Linked DNA regions of Homo sapiens: region 2 is linked to region 1. The links are chromatin contacts, found by Hi-C or POLR2A ChIA-PET in ENCODE. All regions are on one chromosome and are shown on one strand. The core of a region is the stretch at or near the end of the contact, and the rest is flanking DNA. Distances in the headings are between cores, read along the strand shown.

Region 1 (7,767 bases), core at 3,211-5,710:
GACTCTAGTTGGTTTTGGCAAAAAATAATGAGGCGAGGACATTTATTGAAAAAAATATAGGCTAGGCACAGTGGCTTACACCTGTAATCCCAGCACTTTGAGATGCCAAGGCAGGAGGATCACTTGAGGCCAGGTGTTTGAGACCAGACTGGGTAACATAGCAAGACCCTGTCTCTACAAGAATAAAAATTAAAAAATTATCCAAGTATGGCGGTGTGCACCTGTAGTTTCAGCTACGTGCTACTTGGGAGGCTGAGGCAGCAGTATCACTTGAGCCCAGGAGTTTGAGGTTATAGTGAGCTGTGATTACACCATTGCACTCCACCCTGTGTGACAGAGCAAGATGCTATCTCTAAAAAAAGGAATACTAGGGCACCTATAGAGGGCAAATTATTGAATAAGCAACTAACCTGTGGGAAGGACAGAAACCAGGGCCATGCTAAAGGCCTTAGTAGTGGGAATTTGTGACCCTTCTGTCTGGAACCCTGCTAGTAATGTGAATCAGCCTCAGTGAAAGTCAGGTTTAGTGTTTCTGAGGATAGAATCTGAAGTTGGCCCAGTTTAGAACTGGCATCTGACTACGGCCAGGGCAGGATTATGCAGTACAGAAAGGGTCTGCTGGGGGATGGAGGTAGTTGTGCAGCCTGTGTATCACAGGTTGTACCAAGAGAAGGGGCAGTTCTTGTGAGACAGGCAGCTTCCCCAACAAGTATCCACTTCAGTTTGGGAAATGAAGGTTATTTCCTCTGCTTCCTTCAATCATTTTGTCCTGCAATGTTTACCACTGTCTGTACACACTAGGACGCACTAGATAGCGTCGACTGACTGATTAAAACATTCATTATCTGAAAATAGGAGATTATTAGACTAGGTTCAAGACCAACATGGCTTTTGGATAGGAAGATACTGGTGATTTGGTAAGGGAGAAAAGAAAACAAGGAGTTGATTCTAAAATCCAGAAGTGATAATTAACAAAAAAATTATCAATGTGTGTGACTCTGAGGCTTTTCCTGGCATCCTTAGCTCCGAAAGAGCCCTCTGCTCTCTGAACTTCCACTCTTCTCACCCACATTGCTCATTTGACTCTGAGCATGGTTATCTGCCGTGCCCTGTACATTCCTACATAGAAGTTCCATCTCCCAAACCACACTACAGGATCCCCAGGGAGAGAATCCATGTCTTACATTTATTTTTTTTGAGATTCTCAATATATTTTAGTATCACTTAGGGCAGTTTTTATTCCCTGGCCTCTTGATTCTCCATTTGTACATGTTTATTTTCACAGGTGAGTTTTAGACTCTCTTTATCATATTAGCATATTCTTACAGTTTTTGTATCTCCAGTACCAAGCTGTTATCCCCTCATACACTAAACAGGTAATTAATGTACTTTGCTGAGGACAATATGATAAGCCATACAGAGGGGTTTGTCATAGACATAAATGGGAGAATTAAGTTTTTCTATTCACACCTTTTTAATTTAAAAAATGTTAACTTGACATAGCAATGACTGTGTAAAATTGATATTCCATTTAGAACAAGATTTAAATCATTACACAGGTAGAATTTGTTCTGTTTTTTATTCACCATTAATAAACACCATTAATAAAAACCAATTTCTGGTTTCCTTCCCTTCCTTCCTTCCTTCCCTTCTCTCTTTCTGTCCCCTTCCTTCCTTCCTTTTTTCTTCCTTCCTTCCTTTCGTTTTTCTTCCTTTCTTTCTTCCTTCCTTCCTTCCTTTCTTTCTTCCTTCCTTTCTTCCTTCCTTCCTTTCTTTCTTCCTTTCTTTCTTTCTTTCTTTCTTTCTTTCTTTCTTTCTTTCTTTCTTTCCTTTCTTTCTTTCTCTTTCTCTCTTTCTTTCTTTCTTTTCTTTCTTTCTTTCTTCTTTTTCTGTCTCTCTTTTCTTTCTTCCTTTTCCCTTCCCTTTTCCCTTTCCTTTCCTTTCCTTTCTCAGAGTATTGCTCTGTTGCCCAGGCTGGAGTGGTGCAGTGGTGCAATGCAATCGGCTCACTGCAACCTCCACCTCCTGGGTTCCAGCAATTTTCTTGCCTCAGGCTCCCAAGTAGCTGGGACTATTGTGCCACCACGCCCAGCTAATTTTTGTATTTTTAGTAGAGACAGGGTTTCATCATGTTGGCCAGGATAGTCTCAAACTCCTGGCCTCAAGTGATCAGCCTGCCTCGTCCTCCCAAAGTGTAGGGATTACAGGCATGAGCCACCACGCCCAGCCAATTTCTGGTTTTCTTTCAAGCTCATGCAGATAACACATTTCTAACTCTAAATTAGATAATGTCTATAAGAGATCTAGCAAGCTCCTTTGTACAGAGTAGGTACTCAGCAAATACCAACTAAAATATAGTGATTATAAAAATAACTCACAGTGAATCATTTTTAGGCTTAACCCTTTCATTTAAGGCCCTTTGGAGCTCTTTAACGTCTTGATTCCTGAAATCCTTTATAAGAAACTTTTATTTAGCCCAGTGGGTCTCAAAGGCTTGAGGCAGGGCTTGACCAGTAATCAGAACCCTCCTGAAGGTATTTTTTCTGATTCCTTTCCCCACCTTTTCCTTTCACTCTTTTGAGAATCAACAAGAATTATGTTCTCTCTCAGGTGCTCCATGTGGAAAAATATATTGAGATCACTTAGCCTTGTCTTTTCTTTCTTTCTTTTTCTAAACGAGAAACACTTAAAACTATATGTTTATGATTTACCTGAGGAAAGGCTGTCTTTTTTTTTTTTTTTTTTTTTTTTTTGCCTCTTTCCTGCTGTCAGATAAAAGCAGAACTGGAGAGAAAAATTATGTTGCAGGCAACATAGTCAAAATAGTTCCAGAGCTGTGTTGCTAACCCAGCTTAAAGTTTCTCTTTGCCCCAGACTTTTTTTCTTCTAAGAAAAGCCTCTATTCTAAGAGACTTGCTCTTCTTAGAATAGCACCGGCAGACATAGAGCAGTTTACAGCTTGCCTTTTTATAAAGACAGCCCATTTTCAAGAGGAAGAATAAGGAAGGAAGGGTCTAAAGACAGTGTCTGGGCTCAGATCGCACATTCCTACCTCCTAGCTGTATGATCTCTCTCGGCCTCAGTTTTCCATCTGTAAATGGAGATAATACTAGCTTCTATTTTATAGGGTTATTAAGAATTTAAAAAGCACTTGGCACATAATAAATACTCAATATATATTAGTTCACATTATTTTATTTTTATTTGAGACAGAGTCCCGCTCTGTCACCTAGGCCAGCGGAGTGCAGTGGCACGATCATAGTTCACTGCAGCCTTGAACTCCTGGGCTCAAGCAATCCCCCCACCTCAGCCTTCCTAGTAGCTGGAATCACAGGCATGAGCCATCATGCTCAGCTAATTAATTTTTTTTTTTTTTTATAGAGACAGGGTCTCACTACGTTGCCAAGGCTAGTCTCAACTCAAACTCCTGGGCTCAAGCGATCTTCCCATCTCTGCCTCCAAAAATGCTGGGATTACAGGCATAAGCCAACACACCTGGCTGCTCTCATTATTTTTAATGGACATCTAATTATTGAAAACTTGCTATGTGCCAGCCACTGTGTGTGTACGTGTGTGCGTGTGTGTGCACATAGTATGTGTACAGATACCCACATACTATGTAATATTTATTTATTGTGAGTCTGCCCTAATCTTCATGGAGGAAGGTTCTTAGCCTGTTTTACTCACTGCTGTATTCTTGTACATGGAACAATGCCTGAGACATAGGAGGCATCCCAAAATATTATTATATTATATATATATATATATATATATATGTGCATATATACACATTTATATTCACACGCATACAGTTATATATACACACATATATCTATATATACACCCATATGATTACACACATACACATACATAATTAAAAATGCATTTTCTTGCCAGAAATCTTGATACTAAACTAGGAGTCCAATTAGCTAGCCAAGAGCAGATTATGAGAGATTTGGTTAGCACAATCCAATTTCAGGAAATATCTTAGTATATAAATCCTGAGGTTTCGAGAAGGTAGAGAAGAGGTTAACACAGCAACTCTGACGGAATCGAAGAGGAGGGAGTGGGAAGTTGTTTCCAGTGAGATGATGCTGAGGGAGGAAGAGAGACAGGGGAAGCTGCCAGACCAGAACTGGGGAATCTGGGTTGTTAGAGCGTTGGTGCTGATTGGCTGATTGGTGGCGGTCACAACCACCCTGATTCCTCCCTCCAGCGGGGCTGCCCTGGGTTCTCACAGAGTTTGTTTGGGAAGGGGGTGAAGGCGGGTTTGCACCCTTTGCTGGTCATTTCCAGGGCTTTCTCTGGACCCTGCATCTAGTGAAGCAGTAGCTGCTTCTCTCTAGCCATCCAAAAGTTGCTTTTCTGTTTACGTCAGTTTGCTCTGTTTCCCAGAGCTCTGGGAATTGCTTTAAATGACAATTTCTGGACATTGTAAGTCCTTTGCTGAGTCACTGCTGAAGAACTTTCCGGCAAAGTAGTCTGAGACTCCACTGACTAAGGCAACAGGCTACAGCACTAGAGCCCTAGCAACAGGCCTAAACTAAACAGAAATGGATTTTGAGGCTGCTAAGTGCTTAACATGGGGGAGAAAAATCCCAGGTATCCCTGACAGCTGAGCCACCCACTCTCAATCTGGAACAGCCTTCCCCCATGTCCTTTATTCCCAGGAGTCACAGGCTGCAGAGACCTCCAGCTGCAGGGCTCCCCTAATGCTCTCAGTTTCTCCTGGGGCTTCCAGGAGAGCAGAACCCCCACTGGCCTGCCCATCCACTTCTCCATCCTGGTGTCCCTGGAGACAGTCTAAGCATAAATGCTCAAACCAAAGAATGTGAGGGGCTGGCATGGATCACTTAATGTGCTATCTGCTCTTTGGAGAAATGGCAGAGATCCACATAAAATGTAGCTTAGCAATCACATACTAAGCCAGTAGATATCTAATAATGTTAGTCCGGCTCATTTGGGAATTTTTGAGGCTTAGGAGTATTCAGCATAATTCCATTTGTTTAGCAAATTGATGATGTAGAAAGAGAGATTCCTATCCACTTAAACAGTAAACTACTTTGGCAGCAAGCTTTCATACAACAACAATTATAAGCAAATTACAAATGGTTTTATCTATTTGGCAATGGTGAGCCTTTAAAATGAGCTCATTTATGTAAGCATTCATTCATTAAAAACATAGTGAGAGCTTGCTATGTGGAAAGCTGCTAGGCAAGTGGAGAAGGCTGATCTCCATTAGAAGGAATGAGTATTTACTTTGCTGCACATAATGTTGGGTGCTTTTCCAATCTTAGCATTTAATCTTTGCAACAACTTTGTGAGGTAGGCATGGCAAAGACTGGTATTTGTTCCCCCATATTCATTCTTAGCTTTATTTTGGTAACAGAACCTTCCTACTCTGAGTTTTGGTAGTATATGTGGCTTCCCAGTTATTGCTGAATAGGATGACTGAAGAATCAGAGGCCTGGGATTGCTAAGCCTTTCTCAGCCTCCCTTGTAGCTAAGTGTGGTCATATCATTCTAGTCAATAGGATTTGAACAAAAGTGACTGTGCAACTTTAGGGGTGAAGTCCTTATAAAAGGAGCTATTTTCTCTTTGCTTGCCTTCCTGGGATCTAGAAAGAGATATGGTTGTGGAGCTGATGAGTAAGCTTTAGTTTATCTGGGCAATGGCAGAGCAATGAACAAAAAGAAGCTGGGGCCATGGATGGCTTGGGAGAATAGAGTCTCCTGTCTGTCCTCATCTGTCTGTCCATCACCTTGTCATTATGTGAAAGAACAAAGGTCTTATCTGAGTCTTTCTCTTTAGGGGATCTCCTTGCTTCATAAGCCTAATTTCTACAGTTCTAATATAGTAATAAGAAAGCTACCCTAATGATGAAAAATGTAAAGAAGTTAGGCAAATGTTCTGAAATCTCTAAGGAATTATATGGCAGAGCCCAGACTCAGACTCAGGTCTGCTGTGTTCTGCTACATCATGTCACCTTCCTTAAAATAAGCAGACAGACACAATGTGAACCCCCTGGGTTTCTCAAGAAAAGGAGTTCTGCTGTTGCTGCCATGAGATTTTAGTGGTTCATCTTTCAAAACGTCTACCAGAAGGGGGAGGCTCCCACCTTTATTGAATACCTACTGTGTACCAGGAACCCTGTTGTACACTTTACGTGTGGCATTGCACTGAAGACACAAATGCACACAAATGCTGCTCTCAAACTACGCAAAATGACATGTACTTAAATAGTTCCACATGAGAGACAGAGAGTGCTAAGTGAGTGCAGAGGAAGGAGAGGATGTACCTGGCTGTGTGGGATTGGGAACAGCTTCAAGAAGGAGGTGGCACTGGATTTGAGTCTTGCAGAATAGGTAGTATTTGGGGGACAAGGCATTGCAAGTAGAGAAAACACCATGAGCAAAGGATGAGGAGCAGGAGAGCACTAGAAGCAGGTCCTTCTTAGCATGTCCAGAATGTAAGCTCCCTGATGAGAGCAGGTAGGTGACAAGGACAGGTAGGCTGATGTCAGATGAGGGAGGGCCTGGAGTGGCAGGCTAGAGAGTTCAGACTTCATGTATGGGGTTGAGGGATGCCTGCAGAATTCTGAATAAGATGTTGGAAAAATCAGAGCTTCAGAGTTGATGAGCATTTCTAAGCCATGACTGTGTCCCAGGCGCTGGACAAAGATGAATCTACCAGTAATGGGGACAACAGAGTGGAGGAGGACAGACAGGAAACCAGAAGGCCAGCAAGGAAGCTAACTCCGAAGCAGCAGCAGGAGAGAGGGGTGGGGACGACAGAAGAGATGTTGCAAGGGCAGGACTGACAGCACTTGGCAGCCTCCTGGGTGTGGGAGGTAAGGGAGCAAGAGGAACCCAAGATAACACAGAGGTTTGTTTTTGTCTAGAAGCTTGAAGGAGAGAAAAATTACTTAAAGATATTCTGGCTAGCTGTTTTCTTAATTAACACACGGAATGGGAAGTTTTACAATAAGCTAAAAAGCCCTCTCTTTTCTAAGGAATAGTTTATAATTAGATATATAAAAGATATGGTTACAGCACATTCTCTTTCTCTGAAGATAAAAGCGTTGGCAGAGAATTAGGATTAATGATCCTCTGTGGAGACTAAAGCAGCTCCATCTTGGATGCTAACCTGCCAGGTTGACTTCTGATTAACCCCAGTTCCAGGAATGCCTTTTAGAGCTCCAGTTTATCTATTGTTCTTTGTGTAAGAACATCTACACATCTTTTCTTTCTTTCTTTTTCTAAAAGAGAAACACTTAAAAGAGTTTCTTTTCTAAAAGAGAAAACACCTTAAAGCCTGCCCTTAGGGCAAGTCCCTACTCATTCCCTCTGAGGCAAGTGTGCCCCTCCCCTGTGGTATATAATCCCTGGGTCTGGTGGGTAATGGTAGGGGGATCCACCATCTTGTCTTGTGGCCAAACAAGACACAGACATGGCTTCTGTTCATTACATCCTTACTAAATGTTTCTTTCTAAGAAACTGGATTTGTCAGCCTCTTTCTTTGGCCTATCAGCTAGAAGACCACAACAATGTTATCAAGGCCCTAGTGTGTGCCTCTGGTTGATATATAAAATTTTAACTGTCAGATAACTTTTTAATTTGCAAATTTATTCAAAGTTTGAAAATACCTTGGAGAGTCTTAGAAATCTCAGAAATTAGTGACTGGGATATCTCTATATTCATGATATCTATAAGTTTCCTGCATATCCACTCAGAAGGCTTCTGAAAATAGGGGTAATATGAGAAGTT
Region 2 (7,767 bases), core at 2,238-4,737, 64 kb before region 1:
TACTCAATAAGTAACCCTCACTCCTCTTAAGCCCTGACTGCCAGCTCACACTCTCCATGTTGCCTCTTCACTCCTCCCTTCATTCTGCCCATCCACATCCATGTCAGTGGCCTCTTTAGCTTTATGATGGACTACCTCTGTTCTAGTCATCTACTCACATCGGTTAGACACTGTCTGGATCTAGAACTGTTCATGAAGGCTGGGGTGACATTCTTCTCTTTTCACTACAAGAATTGGGATCATTGAAGAGCAATTTTCTGATCTTATGCTTGCCCATCAGCCATCCCCACGATCTTCTTCCTCCCCATTTTTACTGCGTGTACCTTCTGAAATGTTCCTTGACTCTGCCCTCTTGGTTGCCTTCAGCTCTTGCTTGGGCTATTTCATGAGTCTTGTCTCTATTTTTCTTGACTCTGTCAAGGGCTTTTTCTAAAACAGATGTGCCTGGGCCCCTCCCATACATTAAAACCTGTGTAAGACCCTACTGTGCAAGAGCAGATGTCAGACTCAACATGTCTGTGCAAGAGCAGATGTCTGGAGCTAGCTAGCCCCAGTCTACCTTCCTATCCTTTGACCTACTATACTAAGCTGGCCTACTTGGAGTTCTGGAGCACACAGCTTCTTCCGTGCACGTGACCCCACAGCAGGCTTCTAAAATCTCAGCTAATCCTCACCTCCTCTGGCTTACCAGGCCCTATGTCTGCCACCTCCCCCTTCCTGCTTTTTCTATTCGTGTTCTTACTGGGTTGCATCAGCTCTTCACCCACATTGTGAACACCTGCGTGCTTCATTCTCTGCCCACTTTTCACATAACTGGCATAGATTTGGTGCTTCAAATGTTGAACTGGATGGGTTTTCCCTGGAGGACTTGTCCTTGGGCCATTAGCCACTTAGAGGCTGAATCCTGGATATTTACCTGAATGTGTTGTAATGCCTCATTTTGGTGCCAGAAACCATTTCAGTCCCCTTGTCCAGACCAATATTTATACGCAGGACAACTTGTGTGGGATGTGCTGGTGCCCAGCTTCCTGGAATGAGTAGTCATGTCCCGGACACTAACACAATTGAACACAAGCTCTTGGCCCCTGAGCAAGGTCAGTACTAAGGGTTGCAGTCTTCACGCTCAGCAGTATTATTTCAAACTCCCCACCCACCCAGTCCTCCTGGCAGACCTATCCTTCTGGTGTTTTAGTAGAATTCCTCTCATGCCATCCCCAAGTGTTCATTCCTCAGCCTTGGAATGAAGCTCCCGTCGTTGCCACCCGGGACCTCTAGGGTTCCAGAAGTACACTTCTAAACGAGCGGGGATTCTTTTTCTCCTTCACTGTCCGAGTAGTCGCCTGGGCGGGATAGTAATGCGCTTGGTTGTAATCTGGGGTTAGTATCAGCTGGAAGATGCTGAGAGCATCAGCAGGACCTGTGGGGGTTTTCCATATGACCTCTGAGCAGCCAGAGCCTCAGTGTGATGGTGCCATTCTGCCACCTTACCTTGGCCTGGAGCCTCATCCTCTCCAGAGGCCTTCAGCTCCGTATGCACTTATGGCAGGTGGAGTCAGAGGCAAGTCAGGGGTGGTGCCCAGACTGGGCTGAGTGGTCTACCCCTGCTCCCTGCCTAAAAGCTGAGTCAAGCGACTTCCTGTCCGAAGTGACGGCATTGGACCTGGGGCCACGGTGCTGGTTTCCTGCCTCCTGGCCCTGTGCCTTCTGCAACACGGGACTGTGTCCTTCCCTGGGGATAAATGCTACCTAGAAGCATGTGCTGCCCTGGCGGTGAGCCACTCCTCAGTACTCTGACTGTCATCACTCTCTCAAGCAGGTTTCTGTCAGTGCCGCCCAGAATCTAGGGAGCTGGAGCCTGTCGGGAGGCTTGGTTTCATACCATTCCTCACCCAGCTCAGAGCAACGCAGGCTACCTGTTCTGGCCATGACTGGATCACAGGTCTCCCAGCTCAGGGCATTTTCACCACAGCAGGCCATCCCAGGGCCACCTTTTACTTAGGAAGTTTCCGAAAATGGGAAATGTCCCTAAGGGAAAGGCATGAGAAGCTGGAGTCGCTGCCTTTCTTTCGGGTGCTTCCCTGGAAAAAAGGTATCCGAGGCTATAGTGTTCGAGAGAGAGAGAGATGGAGACGGGCAGCACCACAGCAACTTTGGCCAGGCTGTTTTCAGCCATTTCAATCCATCCCTTCCATATGGATAGTAAATGAGGTTTTTCTCAAGAGGCCTGTTGGGAACTAAACCCATGAGAAAATGGAATGAGAACTCCTCACTTTAGACTAAGGCTTTAGGTTGACCAAGTACACATTGCATATACATAGCTTGCAGGTCTCAGAAACGTGAGCTAGGTAGCAGTGTTTCCACTGTACACAGGAGCCAGAGGCTCAGTGCGCCTCTGAGTTGCCCAGGGTTACGTATCTTGTAAGAGACAGAGCCCATGCACAAAGATTTGACTGCAAAGCCTGGTTCCCCCACTATTACAACACTGAAAACACTCTGTAAACTATAACTCACCCTGCAAATATTAGTTTTTATGTCAGCCCCCTCTCAAGGGCCTAAGAGGTGTTGAGTTGCCTGGTAATAGATCCGTTTCCACTTATCCAGGAAAGGAATTCCTTGGACAAACCAGCAGCTTTCCTCAGACAACCCTCCCTTTGTGAATCAGGTGTGGGGGGACCCATTGCAGGCTCGTTAACATGTTTGGGGAATGCTCATGGAGCACCAGGTCCCATGCTAAGCATTAGCATTTAATCTTCCAAAAAGTCTGAGATAGGATGATTAGGTTTACAGGTGAGGAAACCTAAACGTCATACAGCTGCTGCAGCCAGCACCTGGCTCTGGGGTGTCTGACTCCCAGGCTCCAGCTGTCAGTTCTTTTACAGTATGCTATTTTGTCTTTGTCCTGCATTTTACAGGGTGGCACATGGAAGAGGCACGGGAGAGCAAATATCCTGCCTTCCAACAGAAGCCTTTCAAGAGGAATGAGGAGGAGGACAAAGCCACTGATTAAATTGATTAGTTAAAATTAAAAATTAAGCCAACTGATGAAGTTAAAATAGGGTGCCTATTGTGGTTGGCATGGCATTTTAAATTAGAATTGAAATGGAAACAGCATCACAGTTTCCCCCACACCTTATCCAGGCAGCCATGTACTATGGGGGTATTTAAACTACCTGCAGGCTGGAGAGGAGGGCGGGGGAGTGCAGGAGGGCTTTTGCAGAAGTCAGGAAACCAGCTCACCTGCAATGCTGAAACAATGAAACCAAGAAGGGAGGGGAGTCAGAAAACTAATAGCACAACCCTAAGCAGTTCCTGGAGTCAAACACCTGTGGTTTTTCATGCACTAAATATAGTGGAAGTTGGGTCATCTTATCCTTAAATAAACACTACAGCTAGCAAAGACTTTTTTGAAAAGAATCTTTACATTGGCTCAGGTAAGCGGGAGCCTGGGAGAAGCAGCGCTTGGGTGGCTGTGAATGGTCTGCGGCAGCCTCTGGTCCTCATATCCCCTGCTATCTCAGGATCCCACACAAAACATTCCTCTGTGGTTTTTTCCCTGCTCTTAAGTCAACTGCATGTACCTTGTTGTCCCTGTGCCCTTCATCCCCTCCCCCTACCGTGAGAGATCAGTTTCCTTGGCCTTCACCTGATCTGACCAGGAACAGCAGGAGAGGTGCTCCCTCTCTCTCTCTAGCTCTGGCAAAAGAGGCAGCTTTTCAGCAGGCTTATTTTCCATCCTACTTTAGATATTACTGAAAGGAAATGAACTCTTCTTTGACTTTGCCTTTTGAATTTTGGATGCTGCTGAATCGGGCACAGTCCCTCCTTTAGGAAACATTAAACCAGAGGCTTGTGGCCAGGTTTCTGGCTTGCTGTTTGAGTGGCAGTTTGGTGCCCAGTAGGGTTCAAGGGATTCAAAGTGAGGAGCCCTTTACAGACAGGCAGTGGGGCAGAAGAGCTGGAGCTTTGGAGCTGGAGACTCCAGCTCAGCATGCTCCTCTGCTCCCCTTGTGATTGCATAAACCGCTCCAAGCCCAGTGCCCTTGTGGGTACAATGCAGGTGATGATGATGCCGGCTTTGGGGCTCCTAAGAATTAGGAAAGCCAGGTATTTTTTTAATAAAGCTCCAAGCCCAGTACCGGGTGCCCGTAGACGGTATCTATTACTTGATATCCTCTGCTCTAGAGGAGTTTACAGTCTGCTTTGGGAGTTAAGAGAAATGTCTTAAGTGGTATTTAAAGCATTAACATATGTGTGCCACAGATTCTTTGGTTCTGCTGGACATCAGGAAGTAAAAACACTGGCTACAATTTATTAAGACCTAAAGAGGCCAGTTAAGGGCATGATACACACTTTCACGATGCTCGTGACAGCCCTGCCAGCTAAGGGCAGTAGTCTCTCTCCCTACTCCACCCACTACTTAACGGAAGAGAAACTAAGGCTCAGAGAGGTTGAGCAACACACCACAGCCTGCACAGCTGCCTGGGCTGGCAGTTTCACACCTGGCGCCAAGACAGTGTGGACCGTGTCCAGCTGCTGGGCTGGGAGCCTAGGGCACTGGCCAGTGCTCTGTCCTGGCCGACTGCCCTGATGCCCATTGGCCTGTGGGTTGCAATATCATCATAATTCCTACTAAGCAACCCATTAGCCTCACTCTTGAGGTATTGCCAACTCACCGAAGTTCCCCAGAACTTCAGACCCACTTCTCCCACTCCTCTGCTGAGGGTAAGCAGAGAATGAAAGGTACTGCTCCGGAGGACTGTGGCAAACTCTATACACTGAAGTCATTTTGTCCTTTCACTGAGCAACTTCCCTGTACCAGGAATTAGAATCTGCACATTGAAAAGGCCCAGAACCCTCCTGCTCTAGTGTGGCAGGCACTTTTGTAAATGTGTGACCTGCTGGTTTTGCTGGGATGTGCACATTTCTAATAATGGTGTTGATCAACAAAGAGGACTTTGCATGGCAGGGGCGTGCCCTCCCTCCAAAGCTGCTGTTTCAGAGGTTCCTCCACCATGCAAGCCCTGGACCTGGGACACACTCACAGTCCCTAACATGGTTGTGTTTTCCTGTGAGACAAGTGCCTCTTCCACCCGAAGAGCATTTAGTGACTTCAAATAGGGTCAGCGGTCCAGGCCTGGTGAAAGAGGGCAGGGAGAGAGACCCTGCTCAGCCACGGGGGATCAGCTCGGGTGAGTCTCTGACCCCACCACGGTGGAAACCAATTAGAGAAATAACTTACTGGGGACATGATGAGGGTTGTTCTGAATCCAGAGGCAGCAATCTTTTTCTGCAAAGGCCTAAATAGTCAATATCATAGGCTTTGCGGGTCTCTGTCACAAATATTCCACCAATGTTGTATCACAGAAGCAGCCATCAATGACACACAAGGCTGTTCCCATAGAACTGTATTTATGGACACTGACATTCGAATTTCATGTCATTTTTACGTAGCATGAAATATTCCTTTGATTTTCCCCAATCATTTAAAATCCAGCCTATTTTGGCTGTTCACAAACCAGCAGCAGGACAGATTTGGCCCACTGGCTGGAGTTTCCAACCCATGAACTAGAGGACAGGGTGCCTCAGGGCAAGACCCTCCCCCTGTTTTTTTCTGCCTTCCTCCCGCCCCCACCATGTTCCTCAGTAAGGTAGAACTGCAGACTGCCAGTCCTGTGAGCTGGGTATTACCTGCCTCCTTAGTGGTTCCTCCATTGCACCTCCTCAGGGTTGGTTGTGGTTGCCCGTTGACAGCATGAGTTGCTGTCACTGCAACTCTGAAGCTGGGCCTTGAAGTTCCAACCACGTGGGCTTCACTGCCCTCTGGTCCCAGATGGTCCTGTTGGCCCACCTTCCACCATGCCCCTCACCACTGGAGAATCTCCTCTTCCCATCAGGGTCACAATTTCGGATGTTCCCAGCAAGTGTAGACTTCCTTCCTCAGTTCTTCATAGAGCCCCCAAATATTAGAACACCTGCTAGGCAGGCTGGTTCTACTCCTTAGAACTCCTCTGAAAGAGCTTGGGACAATTTGTTTGGAATTTAAAGTTGCACCCCATATTGTTGTGTCAATATATCCTTCCTGCCCACAGTCCCCAGGTGCACCCCCAAGGCTAACTTAGGACCCCCTTTGTTCTGGTGTCCTGAGGGTGGACTGCAGAGCCCTTTACCACTTTCCTGTGGGGGCAGTGGGTAGGGACTGTTTGAAAATGCAGCAGCCCACTGGACCCCCAGGCATGGCCAGCAAAGTCAGCCCCACTGGAATCAGACTCCTGGCCCCGGGAGCTCAGCCTCTTTGCCTGCAGCATGGATGCAGGTTGTCAGAAGTTGGAGAAATGAAATCCAGACATACCAAATGCTCCTGATGAGAGGACGTTCCAAATGGAAAACTATCCATTCAGACTTACCCTTGATGAGTCCAAAGGGGGATAGGGAGAACCCTGACGATATCAGTGTAACTCTGCGGGCCATTCAGGTTTGCAAGGGAAAAGATGAAGGAAAGGCCATCATGAAAAAGGCTTCACTCTGCCAAGAATAAGTCAAGAATACTCAAGTTGGCCGGGAGCAGTGGCTCACGCCTATAATCCCAGCACTTTGAGAGGCCAAAGCAGGAGGATTGCTTGGGCCTAGGATTTCAAGACCAGCCTGGGCAACATAGCGAGACCCCATCCCAAGTCATTAAAAACAATTTATTTTTAAAAGAATGCTTAAGCCGTGAAGGAAGTTGTCTGAAAAATAATAAGTTTCAATAAGAACAGGCAGAGGATAGCCCTACTGCCTAGGGAGGGAGAGGCTGAAGTGAATGAGGCTGCGAAAAGAGCCCAGTGCTTGCTTCCTCTTGGGCTTCTCTCTTTTCCATTGCAGAGGGAACAGGCACTGAGAGTGAGAACTGAGTGGGCTGGGGAGCTGGATGGACTTTACCCTGCCATTTCCTAACCCTGTGACATTTGACAAGCTCTCTTTCTGTGGCTATAGAAATGGGGATGCTTACCTGCTGCAGTTAGTATAAGGATTAGAGGAGGTAAACTTAGTAAAGACCCTAGCACTATGTCGACAGTTAATAAACAGTAGTCTAGATATGTGAGTACGGGTGCTTAAACAAAGCGATTCATCAGTAAAGAAGCAACCTTCATTTTGGTCCTCTGGTGCCTGATTAAAATCACCTAGAGTGCTAGTTCAAAATGCAGACTCCCAGGATCCCGCCCTCAGATTCTGATTTAGAGGGACTGCGGAAGGGCTGAGGAAGGGCCAGGGAATCATGTCCAGATAGTTCTCAGGTGCCCTGGAGTTTGGAAGCCGCAGTCCTAAGGGTTAAGGAGGAGGTGCATGATGGGAACAGGGACAGTGGGAGAGTCCTTAGAGCCGGAATGAGGGTGACCAGCCTAGAAGATGACATCCCAGGGGACGGAGGACACTTGAACACATGTCACAGATCTTCATGAGGAAAACATCAGACCAGTAAGCTAGATGTCCACACTTAGGATTCAATTTTTAAAAGGTGGACTCGATTAAAGGGACCGATTTGCCTGTCATTTTTTTTAGACTACTAGATTGGGGGTGGAAAGATTGTTTTGTTTTGTGTTTTTAGTTGCCTATTGTTAGAACAGCGCATTTTTACTTCAGATTAAAAAAAAAATTACTATGCTCGAATGGTGATAAAATCAGGGGGGTTTGTGGTTAGTAGAACAAAACTGAGTCTAAGATTTGACATCCGCACAGCAGGCAGTGATGAGGGATTTCTCACTTCCCCTAATAAAATCCCCAGTGTTG

The links. A loop is a pair of places that touch in the nucleus more often than their neighbours do. ChIA-PET counts read pairs that join two places held with the same protein, here RNA polymerase II (POLR2A). Pooled maps may share reads with other maps.
Region 2: a loop to region 1 is called in a map of HepG2, with 6 times the contacts of the local background. The contact joins two enhancer-like sites. A Hi-C loop is called at or near these places in 2 of 168 maps with a recorded cell type or tissue (HepG2 and heart left ventricle) and 1 of 50 pooled maps. POLR2A ChIA-PET finds 5 or more read pairs at or near these places in 2 of 52 experiments (PC-9 and activated T-cell).

The regions. Positions count from the first base shown.
Region 1 is chr1:117,691,836-117,699,602 of GRCh38, forward strand. It overlaps the pseudogene LOC100192389. Among named protein-coding and RNA genes, the nearest start is that of TENT5C, 90 kb to the left of the region's middle. RefSeq lists a silencer at 6,722-6,897 and an enhancer at 6,946-7,525. Within about 2 kb of position 4,461, at least 10 of the 41 ENCODE cell types and tissues checked have a DNase peak (open chromatin) inside an H3K27ac peak, as active enhancers do.
Region 2 is chr1:117,629,127-117,636,893 of GRCh38, forward strand. No RefSeq gene overlaps it. Among named protein-coding and RNA genes, the nearest start is that of TENT5C, 27 kb to the left of the region's middle. RefSeq lists enhancers at 1,182-1,732, 1,733-2,283. Within about 2 kb of position 3,488, at least 10 of the 41 ENCODE cell types and tissues checked have a DNase peak (open chromatin) inside an H3K27ac peak, as active enhancers do.